Regions from separate parts of the Homo sapiens genome. Here region 2 is linked to region 1. A link is a contact called in ENCODE Hi-C or POLR2A ChIA-PET data. All regions are on one chromosome and are shown on one strand. The core of a region is the stretch at or near the end of the contact, and the rest is flanking DNA. Distances in the headings are between cores, read along the strand shown. Region 1 holds the start of MTRF1 (mitochondrial translation release factor 1). Region 2 overlaps VWA8 (von Willebrand factor A domain containing 8).

Evidence for each region. Hi-C counts contacts between places; a loop is a spot of excess contacts on that map. ChIA-PET counts read pairs that join two places held with the same protein, here RNA polymerase II (POLR2A). Pooled maps may share reads with other maps.
Region 2: a pooled map shows a loop between it and region 1 (4-fold over the local background). The contact joins the enhancer-like site here to the promoter of MTRF1 in region 1. A Hi-C loop is called at or near these places in 9 of 50 pooled maps. POLR2A ChIA-PET finds 5 or more read pairs at or near these places in 2 of 52 experiments (AG04450 and OCI-LY7).

The regions. Positions count from the first base shown.
Region 1 is chr13:41,259,723-41,265,914 of GRCh38, reverse strand. It overlaps MTRF1 (mitochondrial translation release factor 1), which reads left to right and starts at 2,339. Exons shown (of 10, transcript NM_004294.4): 1 at 2,339-2,430; 2 at 5,000-5,422. The coding sequence starts at 5,008. RefSeq lists a silencer at 2,044-2,133 and an enhancer at 2,421-2,921.
Region 2 is chr13:41,649,857-41,656,533 of GRCh38, reverse strand. All of the region lies in intron 37 of VWA8 (von Willebrand factor A domain containing 8), which reads left to right. Among named protein-coding and RNA genes, the nearest start is that of MIR5006, 85 kb to the right of the region's middle. Within about 2 kb of position 1,578, at least 2 of the 41 ENCODE cell types and tissues checked have a DNase peak (open chromatin) inside an H3K27ac peak, as active enhancers do; they include OCI-LY7, where a contact is called at or near this core.

The DNA of each region.
Region 1 (6,192 bases), core at 1,090-3,589:
TCAGGCCACTGCACTCCAGCCTGGTGACAGAGCGAGACTCCACCTCAAAAAACAAAAAAACAAAAAAACAAAAAACCACCAGCTGGGTGGCCTAAACAACAGAAATTTGTTTCTTAGCCTCTTGCGAGATTGGGAAGTCTAACATCAAGGTGGCAGCAATGTAGGTTTCAGTCTGATACCTCTTCTCTTGGCTTGTAGGTGGCCACCATCTCACAGTGTACTCACGTAACCTCTTCTTTGTTTGGGCAGGGACAGTGAGCAAGATCTCTGGTGCCTTTTTAGAAAGGCACTAATCCTATTATGTCAGGGCTCTACTCTTACGACCTCATCTGACCTTAATCACCTTAAAGGCCCTATCTCCAATACAGACACATGTATTGGAGGGGTTAGGGCTTCAATATATGAATTTTAAAAATAAATATTAGTAATATGCACATGATTATGAATATAAACAATTCAGTCCATAGCAGTAAGACTACTTTTTTTTTTTTTTGAGACGGAGTTTCACTCTTGTTGCCCAGGCTGGAGTGCAATGGTGCAATCTTGGCTCACTGCCACCTCTGTCTCCTGGGTTCAAGCGATTCTCCTGCCTCAGCCTCCGAGTAGCTAGGATTACAAGCATGAGCCACCACGCCCAGCTAATTTTGTATTTTTAGTAGAGATGGGGTTTCTCCATGTTGGTCAGGCTGGTTTCGAACTCCTGACCTCAGGTGATCCACCTGGCTCGGCCTCCCAAAGTGCTAGGATTACAGGCGTGAACCACCACGCCCGACTAAGACTAATTTTTTAAGGAGAATAAAGCTTTATATATAATACTCAAGTTATATAGCTGAAAGCACAAATCAGAATAAATAATTAAAGAACTTTTTGGATAACTTAGGAGAATGACTTTATGTAGACCCTTTGAAACTTTTCCCCTACTGGAACATAAGCTCCATGTGGGCAAAGGTTTTTGTCTTTTCTGTTCATTGCTAAATCCTCATGACTAGAATAGTGAATAGCACATAACTGGTGTTCACTATTTATTGAATACATGATTGAAGGTTTTTTCTTTTTTGGAGCAGGGTGGCCCTATATCAGAGCTTAGGAGCCACAGATCATTAAAGCCATTGCCTTAATTGAGTCTTGGCTCTATCACTTACTGTTTTTTACCTTGGAGTAGTTACTTTAGCTCTGTGTGCCTTAATTTTCTCCTCTGCAAAATAAGTATTTTAAGGTTGTAAAAATTAAATGAATTAATAGGGTAAAACCATTTAGAACAGTATTTAGTACATAGTACATAGAAGTAGGTACCTTGAAGTTGGCTATAAACGTTAGATATTATTTTGCATATATAGCTAATTCTCCTATCTATGTATGTGATTATAATCTAAGAAAATACTCTGTAAAGTCAGTAATATGGTACATTTTTTGCCTTTTCTTTCAGGAAGAAAAATTGAGGCATGGAGATAGAAAGACTGTAAATTGCGATAGCCAAGGGCTGGATCCCACTGGATTAGTCAAAGTAGGACAATATGCTTGCATTTTCCTGCAATTGTTTATTAACTGGAGTTTTCATTCTTCACTTAATCAGTGGTTCATAAGCTATGAATCTAGGTTGAGCCCCTACATTCCCATGTGCAAAGAACATTATAAAATCACTAACATGTGGAAATACACGGTCTCCTAACTTTTGGGGCTGTTACTACTTTTAAAATATAAATTTATTTGTATTATCCTTTAGTCATTAGGTATTTTCTGAAGCAATGGAAGCTGAAAGTATAGAAATTACACGCAGAATCTTCTACATTTGTGGATGATGTAAAAGGAGTCTTTATTTTTTTTAAATATTGGAAAACAGTGCTTTACGGGCTTCTAATACATAAGGAAATTATTGTAATTTCACATGCAATGTGTTCTAAATCTTGATCTCTTAATCAGAATCGTAAAGAATCTCTCTTCTAGGTTTGCAGTTAACGGTGAAAACCAAAAACTCCACATTTGGCTGGATAGTGAGTGGAGGGGGTTGGAGGCTGCCGCAAGGTAAACTACAACTCCCAGGATTCTTTGGTGGGCGCTCTGGGAGTTGTAGTTTAGTCCCACCTTGGCCCCTCCCTCCCTCCCTCCCTCCCACCATCTCCATCCCCGCTCTGGGCTCACGCTCTGGATAAGGACGGCGCGGGGGCGGTTGTCTGATGACAATTTCATTCTCGTTTTGTCATTTTTCTCATTTAGCTCATTTTTGTCATTTTAGTCCATTGTTAGGCATGCTCGAGGACAACTCCTCCGGAGAGCGGTAGTGGCGGAGGAGGGGCCGGGAGCGTGCGTTAACCCGGAAGAAGTGAACCAGGAAGTGAACGTGATCTCGGGTTTGTCGGGCTGAAATGTGGCGGGTCTCGGAAGGTTCCGACCTCAGTAAAGAGAGCTAACGTGTATTCTTCTTTTTCTTAGGTACTCACAGTTCTTTCCTGATCTTCCCCGCCGCCTCCTGTATTGCCTCTTTATGGAATCACTCCATATACTGAGTTACACAGCATGGTTTGCCCGTGCTGCTGCCCCGCGGGCTGTCGCTTCTGACCTGCCTACACTCAGAACTTTCCCCAAAGCATCAGAGTAATACTGTTACTGTGATGGGTAATGGAGAAGTCGTGCTGTTCTCAGGTGTAGTTAACCTTGGAGAGTAAACATCTTGTTTTGTTTTGTTTTCCTTAATGTTGAGATTCATGACCTTGAAAATTATGCATTCTACTACTGTTCCTAAAATGGAAATTTTAGCAATAAGTATTCGTACAAACATATATTTGTCATCCTTTTATTCTGTCTGTTAGCAAATGGATACACTTTCTCTAACGTGCTTGAAATACGGGGGTGGTGGAGTGTAACGTTTGTGACAGCTGGCCATTGGTGCTTTCTTCAACAGTTCTTTTAATAATGTGATGCAGTATCCTAAAATCTATCAGTAGAACTCTGGAAACTGAATATTTTAAAGACCATTCTGACTATTTTATTTCCTAGGTGATAATGCTAAGTTAACAGACTTATAGTGAACAAATGAGCTAATATATCAATGCACCTCCTAGCATAGTAGGATCACTGGAGACAGTAAAGTTTGATTTTGATAAATGTTGATCCTTCTTTTTTTGAGTTGAGTCTCACTGTGTTGCCCAGGCTGGCCTTGAACTCCTTGGCTCAAGTGATCCTCCTGCCTCAGTCTCCTGGGTAGCTGGGACAATAGGTGCATGCTACTGTGCGTGGCTTGACCCTTATTTCAACTTTGAACCTTAGAGTTTTCTTAGAACACTTTATATTCTCCCTTTCTTACTCAGTAAGACCATTGTGTACTTTTGTTAGCTCTTGATTATCTCTGTTGGAGGGGAGGAGAACAGAAAATTATTGTACACAGCCAATTTCACCTAACCTGTAATTTTTTAAACTAATCTTTTTTTATGATTAGGAAAGTATTCCATGCTACATGTGCAAGAAACTTGGAAAACACTGAAAAGTAGAAAAAATAGCAAGCAAAAGGTATTCATAATCTCACAACTAGAGATCATTTTATTAACATTTTGGTATGTTTCTTTTTTTTTTTTTTTTTTTGAGACAGCGTGTTGCTTTGTCGCCCACGCTGGTTGCAGTGGTGCGATCTCAGTTCACTGCAACCTTCGCCTCCCAGGTTCAAGCGATTATCCTGCCTCAGCTTCCCGAGCAGCTAGGACTACAGGTGTGTGCCATCACGCTCAGCTAATTTTTTTGGTATTTTTAGTAGAGATGGGGTTTTCCCATGTTGGCCAGGCTGGTCTCGAACTCCTGACCTCAGATGATCTGCCCGCCTCGGCCTCCCAAAGTGGTAGGATTACAGGCGTGAGCCACTGTGCTCGGCACATTTTGGTATGTTTCTTATTTAACTTTCTTTTTAAAAAATACTCTATGTGCTTTTTTTTTTTTACATGTATACCTTATATTGTAGAATATTTTTTAAATGTAATTGAGATTCTATTTTGTTCCTTGCCTTTCTTGCTTAATATAATTGTCACCATTTAATATAACTGTAGAGCTTTTCACCAGCCCTACTTTCTTGGTCTATTAATACTTGAACTTTTCTTCCTTTAGGATCTCAGCTAAACGGGAAGCATTTTTGAAAAGTGATTGCACAATTGAGAGTGAAAATTACTGAGTCCTGAACAGGCAACTTACATTCTAATACCAGCTCTGTCTCCATCCAGCCGACTGAATAGTCGTGATTAAGTTACTTGACTTCCTTGGATATCTAGATCCTTAAAGTTAAAGAATTATACAAGATAATAATATTTTCTTCAAACTTTAGAAAATGACTTTATGAACCGCCTTAAGTTTGTATGTTTTCATAGCTTTCAAGAGCTTGTTTACACACTCAATTCTAGATTCTAGATACTTTCTAGAAAATAACTGACTTAACTCATTCAATTGATATATTTGTTAGTTGTACTCCTACTCATATGCTTCAGTTAATTATATATGTTGAACAGGTAGGAAGCAGTGCTGTTTTTATTTATTTTAATATGTTATTCATACATTTGAAGAATTATGTTCTTTCTGTAGGCAGCTGAATTTTTTTTTTTTTTGAGACGAAGTCTTGGTATTGTCCCCCTTGCTGGAGTGCAATGGCATGATCTCGGCTCACTGCAACCTCTGCCTCCTGGGTTCAGGCAATTCTCCTGCCTCAGACTCCTGAGTAGCTGGGATTACAGGCGCCTGCCACCACGCCCGGATAATTTTTGTATTTTTAGTAGAGACAGTGTTTCACTATGTTGGCTGGGCTGGTCTCGAACTCCTGCCCTCAGGTGATCCGCCTGCCTCAGCCTCCCAAAGTGCTGGGATTACTGGCGTGAGCCACTGCTGCCAGCCGGCAGTTGAATTTTAAGACTGTGGAGCTGGCTGAGGCAGTAGATGAAACAAGATTTCTTGATGTTCCTTCCAGGTTTATTATGCATGTATCTTTAGAGATGATTTTTTTTTAAAGACTGTGTTTATTGTATTTCAGATGCTGAGATGAATCGTCACCTGTGTGTTTGGCTTTTTAGACATCCATCTCTTAATGGTTACCTCCAGTGTCACATCCAGCTCCATTCTCATCAATTTAGACAGATACATCTTGATACAAGGCTGCAAGTTTTTAGACAAAACAGGAATTGCATTCTTCATCTGTTAAGTAAGAATTGGTCCAGGAGATATTGCCATCAAGACACCAAGATGCTCTGGAAGCATAAAGCACTACAGAAATATATGGAGAACCTGAGTAAGGAGTACCAAACACTTGAGCAATGTCTGCAGCATATCCCTGTGAATGAGGAAAACCGAAGGTCCTTGAACAGAAGGCATGCTGAGTTGGCACCTCTTGCAGCCATTTACCAAGAAATTCAGGAGACTGAACAAGCAATTGAAGAATTAGAATCAATGTGTAAAAGTAGGTAAAAGATACTTATGTGTCCTGCATAAGGGCTATGAAAAAAAAAACCACACACTTATATGCGTGTGTGTAAGTACAGATTTGATTTTCTAAGTTAAAGCTTTATTGAACTTAGTCTTTGTTTTTTTTTTCCCACAGAAGCAGGTTCTCACTTGTTGCCCAGGCAGGAGTGCAGTGACTCAATCGTAGCTCACTGTAACCTGTAAGTCCTGGCCCCCCACTTCAGCATCCTGAGTAGCTAGGACTATTGTGCCAGGGCTTTCCAAAGCGATATGATTATAGCCACCGAGCCACTGAGGCTGGCCTGAACTCAGTCTTTTAAAAAAACCTACAAGTAATAAGCTCAACACTTGGAAAGAACAGGACTCTGTACCCAGAGTATTTGACACACTTTAGCTACTAAAGATCAATGTACTAAGTAAACAGGCTCCTCGTGGTACTTCCCGTGGTCTCAAGGTCTGGGAGACAAAATGTTGGTCTTTTCAGAAGCTTTATTTTATTGAGCAGACCTTTATTGAACACTGTACCTACATACTAGGGCTACACATACAGTTCCTACCCCATCAGTGGGCTTCTATGGTCCAGTGAGAGAAACTTATTTAAGTATTGTTTATAATGTGAGACCTGCTCTACTAGAGGGAGGCACAGTTTCATGGGAGCAAAGAGGAGAGGGCACTCAAACCAGCCTGGATTGATTGGGTAAATCTTCCTGGAGGGGACTGCGCATTAGTGGAACCAGGAAGGAAGCTTTTATTTTTTATTTTTAT
Region 2 (6,677 bases), core at 329-2,828, 390 kb before region 1:
ACTTTCCAGTTGCTGGGGTTCTGAATGAAATTCGTCAAGTCTTCCTTGACAGTGTTCTGGTAGCATAACAGTGGGAATCCCCTTACCCCCCAAGAAAAAGAGCTCACTCATATTGGATAATTTTTATTATTTTTTTCTTCGGGATGTTTGTTTTAAGAGGGGAATACAAAGCTGTTGAAGGGCCTACATTTCACGTTGCTGGTGAGGGCTGAATAATCCTTTCCATAAAGAACATCTGTAGAACCCTCGTAGGAAAATCTGAAACTTAAATAGGTTTTGCACAAGCCAAAGAGGAAAGTGCTGCATTTGATTGTAAGTCATCATTCCCTCAACTGCTCTGCCTTCATATTTACATATAAGTCATTACTCAGAAAGAGAAAAATCTGACACAATATCGGAAACAAGTTCATGTGTTCCAGTCTGCTTCGGGTTACTCTCAACAATCTGTAAGGACTATTTCACAGCAGTAAATAGTCGCCATTATTGTAATTATGACTCCCTTAGTCTTAAAATAACAATGTTTCTTCTTTTGTAGCCCATAATTATTTCGAAGTTTAAAAATCAGATGTACATCTCTTTTGTGCCTCTGGTTTGATGGTAGGGAAGGCCTCTGACTGCTTTCAAGATAAAACAGGAACATACTTTAAGATTCTGAATATAGCTCCTTCTCACCTAAGCCCAGCTCAAGAAATATTTAGATAGATAGATAGACTATACAAATGTATTTTCAATACTTATTTATATAATATGGCTTCTCTAAAATTGCAATAGCATTTCCTTTACAGGACAGGTCTTGATTCTTCAACCTCTGAGGAAGATATCACTAATATCTTCTAATCTTTGGCGAGTTTAAAAGGAGCATATGTTCACCAAGGGCACTTGCTGATAAAAATAATAGGAAAAAAAACTCATTCCATCACCAGAGTCTTAAATCCAAACTCTATAATTTCTGTCCCCAGATATAATGTAACCATTTTTTCATAAAATATAATTACATTGTTAAAACCTTTTACTTTCTCTCTCTCTCTCTCTCTCTCTCTCTCTGTCTCTCTGTATGTGTGGATATATATTATATATCTACATTATTTTTCGTGAACCACTTAAATGTGAGTTGTAGACATGATGCCCCATTACCTCTAAATACTGGCTGGGCGTGGTGGCTCACGCCTGTAATTCCAGCACTTTGGGAGGCTGAAGTGGGCGGATCAACTGACGTCAGGAGTTTGAGACCAGCCTGGCCAACATGGCGAAACCCCATCTCTCCTAAAATATAAAAATTAGCTGAGCATGGTAGCACATGCCTGTAATCCCAGCTACTAGAGAGGCTGAGGCAGGAGAATTGCTTGAACCCAGGGGGCGGAGGTTGCAGTGAGCCAAGAGCATGCCGCTGCACTCCATCTTGGGCCACGAGCGAGACTCTGTCTCAAAAAAAAAAAAAAAAAATTTCAGTTTTTCCTCACAAGAGCATTCTCCTAACGTAACCAACAACACAGACCTCAAAATCAGGAAGTTAACATTGATATAGCATTAATGTGTAACCCACAGACCTTATTCAAATTTCAGATGTCTCAATAACATCCTTTATAGAAAAAGGAAGCAATTGCAGATCATGTATTACATTTACTTTACATGTCTCTTTGGTGTCTTTCAATCTGAACAGTTCCTCATCTTTCCTTGACTTTCATGACCTTGACATTTTTGAAGACTTATAGGCCAGTGATTTTGTAGAACATCCCTCAGTCTGGGTTCATCTGATGTTTTCTGTTTTTAGATCCAGCTTACGCATCATTGGCAGGAACATCACAATAATGCTGTGTTCTCAATGTGTCCTGTTAGATCAGGAGTCCCCAGTGCCCCAGGCCCACACAGCAAGAAGTGAGGAGCTGGCAGGTGATCATCATCACCAGAGTGCTGTCTCCTGTCAGACCAGCAGCTCGCCAGCAGCAGTAGATTCTCACAGGAGCGTGAACCCTCTTGTGTGAACTGTGCATGCGAGGAATGTAAATTGTGTCCTCCTTATGAGAATCTAATGCCTGATGATCTGACGTGGAACAGTTTTATCCTGAAACCATTCCCTCTACCCTGTCCCTGGAAAAATTGTTCCACGAAACCAGGTCCTGGGGCCAAAAATGTTGGGGACTGCTCTACTAGGTGACACATGATGTCAATTTGTCCCATTGCTGGTGATGTTAACTTTGAACATTTGGTTAGGGTGATGTCTCCACTGTGACATTACTATTTTTTCCTTTATAATGTGTTTTGTGGGCATATATTTGAAGATGATGTGAATCTTGTTTCATCAAACTTTCATCCATTAATTTTATCATCTGTTCATGATTCTTGCTTGAATCAGTTATTATCACTATAGTTGCAAAGTGGTGATTTTTCTGATTCCAGTATTCCTTTGACATTTATTAGTTGGCATTCTAAGGTAACAGAGTGTGTTCTCTTCTCCCTTTGTGTGTGTGTTTGTTTTTATGAGTCAATTTTTGTTTTTGTTGCAATTGCTTTTGGGGACCTAGTCATAAATTCTTTGCCAAGGCTGATGTCCAGAATGGTATTTCCTAGTTTTCTTCTAGGTTGTTATAGTTTTAGGTCTTAGATTTAAGTCTTTAATCCATTTTGAGTTTATTTCTGTATGTAGTAAAAGGAAGAGGTCCAGTTTCAATCTTCTGCATACGGCCAGCTACTTATCCCAGCACCACTTATTGAGTAGAGTTCTTTCCCCATTGCTTGTTTTTGTTGACTTTGTCGAGAATCATATGGCTATAGGTGGGCAACTTTGTTTCTGGGTTCTCTATTCTGTTCCATTGGTCTATGTGTCTGTTTTTGTACCAGTATGGTGCTGTTTTGGTTACTGTAGCCTTGTAGTATAGTTTGAAGTTGGATAATTTGATGCCTCCAGCTTTGTTCTTTTTACTTAGGATTGCTTTGGCTATTCAGGCTCTTTTTTTGGTTCCATATGAATTGTAAAATAGTTTTTTCTAATTCTATGAAGAATGCCAATGGTAGTTTGATAGGAATAGTATTGAATCTATAAATTGCTTTGGGCAGTGTGGCCATTTTAACAATACTGATTCTTCCTATCCATGAGCATAGAATGTTTTTCTATTTGTCTGCGTTATCTCTGATTTCTTTCAGCAGTATTTTGTAGTTCTGTAATTTGTAGAAATCTTTTATCTCGCTGATTAGCTGTATTCTTAGGTATTTTATTCTGTTTGTGGCTATTGTGAATGGGATTGTGTTCTTGATTTGGCCTTCAGCTTGGACGTTACTGGTATATAGAAATACTACTGATTTTTTTACATTAATTTATAACAGGCAGTTTTATTGTGAACAAGCCCTAAGGAAAACATCCATTATAATCTATCAATCTCATTAAAGATTTGGTCAGAGATAGACAAGTAATCTTTGCTCTGTGCAATGGCTAGGACCTAAAATAATGTAATTATAGTGAATTTGTATTATGTTATTTGACATCTATCTATCTTGTTACATTTAACCATTAACTTTAAATAGCTCCAGATTTTTCTTGTTTGTTTGACTGGAATTATTATTTCCACTGACCACAGGAGGGTGTCGGTGAGCTTAGAACAGGAGTATTTCAAATAAATACTGGAACTTCAACAACTAATGACAAATTCTTGTCATTTCACTATATTTGGAAGTTGTAATATAAAAGCATCGTCACTAGGCTAGCCAGAAATCTTGAGTCAATGTCCTTTCTATCAGAAGATCTTTTGGCTATCAAATGAAAGGCTTTTATGAAAGAATTCAGAAATTTTAGTGAGGTATTGTAGCACAGAGAAATTTCCTCTGACTAAAAATTAAGAAACCCAAATCCTCTTTCTGGTTCCATCACTAGTTGGTTTTAAGTAGTCATTTCACCTCTCTGGGCCTTAATTTCTTTTTTTTTATAAAATAAGGTAGATTGTAAGCTCATCCTTCAGGTCCTTCCACAAAAGGCAACAATGAATACAGGGTCTAAAACTAAAAGATACACATCAAAGAACTTCTCCATTGTAGTGATTCTTCTTTTAATTAACTGCTGAGTATGTGCTAGCTGCTTCTGATACATTCTCTCACATGATCATTACAACCACCATTTCAGGTGTATATATTATTGCTCCCATTCTGAGGTTGGGAGTAAGTAATTTGTCCAGGCTCACTCTGCTAACAAAGAACAAAGCTGAGATTTCAGCCTAGGTTTATCTAACTCAGAAGCCCGTGTTTGTATGCCTCTTCCCCATGTGGCTTCCCTAGGACCAAAAGATTAGTTTTAATGGAAGTTGTGCCCTTAGAGAAGAAAACAGATGTCTCTGCTTAGTAGAATTTAGACTAAATGCTTATAGGTGCCAGACAGGCAATGTGGATGGGGACACAGGCCAGGAGGGTCTCAGGTGAACAGGAAGTTGTGCCCCATATAGGAAGGCAGTCACTACCTAGCTGTTGCCATGTGAGAATCTGGCCCCAATTTGGCCTTATCCTCCCATTTTCAAGAGAAGACCAAAATCTAGATTTTTAAGTGAAATCTCATTAATTTGAAATTTTAGCAGCAAATTCAGAATGTTTCACACTGGGAGTAATGACAGTACACACATTTGTGGGATGGCAGGACCTGCTGATATCTCTTTTCTCACACCAGGGTGGAGCAGGATTGAGAAATGAAGCCCCATTCTCTTCCAGGCTTTCCTGTGTTGCTAAATTTGCTTACAAGCTCTAGAAGAGTCCCTTAGGTTCCCTAAGCAATTAAAACAGGGACTGGCAAATTGCACCACCTTTTTCTGTAGGCCCACAAACTAAGATTTTTTTGGAAAAAAAACTTTAACAGTTGGAAAAAATCAGTTGATAAAAATAATTATATTTCATGGCATATGAAAATTTTATGAAATTCAAATTTTGGTGTCCATAAAGTTTTATTGAAACACAGCTACACTCATTCATTTATGTATTGTCTGTGTCTGCTTTTGCACTACAAAGGCACAGTTGAGTAGTTGCAACAAAGACCATATGGCCTGTAAAGCCTAAAATATTTACTACGTGGCTTTTTATAGAAAAGTTTGCCAACTCCTGGTTTGGAATACAAAAGCCAAAAAGATGGGCAGTCTACCTCTGCTTTCTACACTATTATATTCTCACTCTAAGATAATTTTTTTAAATGGAATCTCCTGAAATCAGAGGGAAGGAAAGGGGGAAAATAAAGGAGATACTGTCCAAAGCAATTTACAGATACAATGCTATTCCTGTCAAACTACCAATGTCATTTTTCACAAAATTAGGAAAAGCTATTTTACAATTTGTATGGAACCAAAAGAGAGCCTCAATAGTCAAAGCAATCCTCAATCCTTTCCCCATTGCTTTTTTTTTTGTTGGCTTTGTCAAAGATCAGATGGCTGTAGGTGTGTGGCTTTGTTTCTGGCTTCTCTCACATGTTCCATTGGTCTATGTATCTGTTTTTGTACCAGTACCATGTTGTTTTGGTTTCTGTTTATATTTATTACGCATTTTATGAGTGACAAAGCAAAATCCTCTGGTTGTAAGAATGAGAAGAATGAAGCTAAAGCAGTGTCCACACACCCCTTAAATATGCCTTATCAGACCCCACACCTTCACTCACATTGGCCCCTGCCTGGAATGCCCATACACACTCCTGTGTCTCTTCCTTTAAGGCTGCATGCCAATGTCTCCCTAAGCCCTCCTTGGATGCAGCCTGTCTACCCTCAGCAAAACACATCCCTCCCTCCTCGGCATCCCTATGCCTTGATCATGCTGTGATCTCTGACTTTGACATGTGTCAGAAGGGCAAGTTCCCCCAGAGCAGAGTGTATGTCCCACTTAGGCTGGCACCCCCAGCACCCACCTAGGAGCCTGACACCTGGTCAGATTTCAATAAATTCTTGATGAATCAGTAAATCAGTAAATGGATGTACAATTAATTTGGCTATTTAAAGCTTTTACGAGGTCCCTCAGAGGGATGATAAAACTGGAGAATCCTTTGGAGTTTTCCAGGCTGAGCCTTTTGTATCTGTAAATGAGCTCACTCTTCACTAGTGACTATTGCCTAGGTTGGCAAAGAATCAAATAGGGATCAATCCCACCCTGGTTCATGTTTCTACGCTTGTTAGTTTGTGGCTATGGAATAAACACCTCTGAGCCAGGTAGCCAAAACCAAGTTTGATTCCAAGTTCTATCCAGTGATCTTAGGCTATCATTTAACCTCTCTGAAGCTCCATTTCCCCATCTGTAAAATAGAACTGACTATAGCAGCTACCTCACAGGATTGTTGTAAAACCCAAATGAGATAACATGTTCAAGCATTTTGTGAACTGTAAAGTAGTATATAAGTATACAATATTATTATTTATGATAATAAATCTGTACAATAATAGAAAGATTATAGATTTCTCCTATTATCTATTATAGATTAAAGATTATATGGTGAACTAATTTTAAAATTTATAAAGAGCTACCGAATTAACTTTAAAATTTAGAAAACTTGTTGAGTATGTATAATGACCCTTTGAAGGGGAGGGGCTAATACTAGGTTCATAACTTAACGTAAATTACAATGAACAATCCAAGGAATTAGATTATTTCCCGTCCCAGCCAGCTTTGTAAAGGCACAACACGTGTTGCAGTGATCACTTAAATTTGTACCTAACTTGTGCAAGCTACCC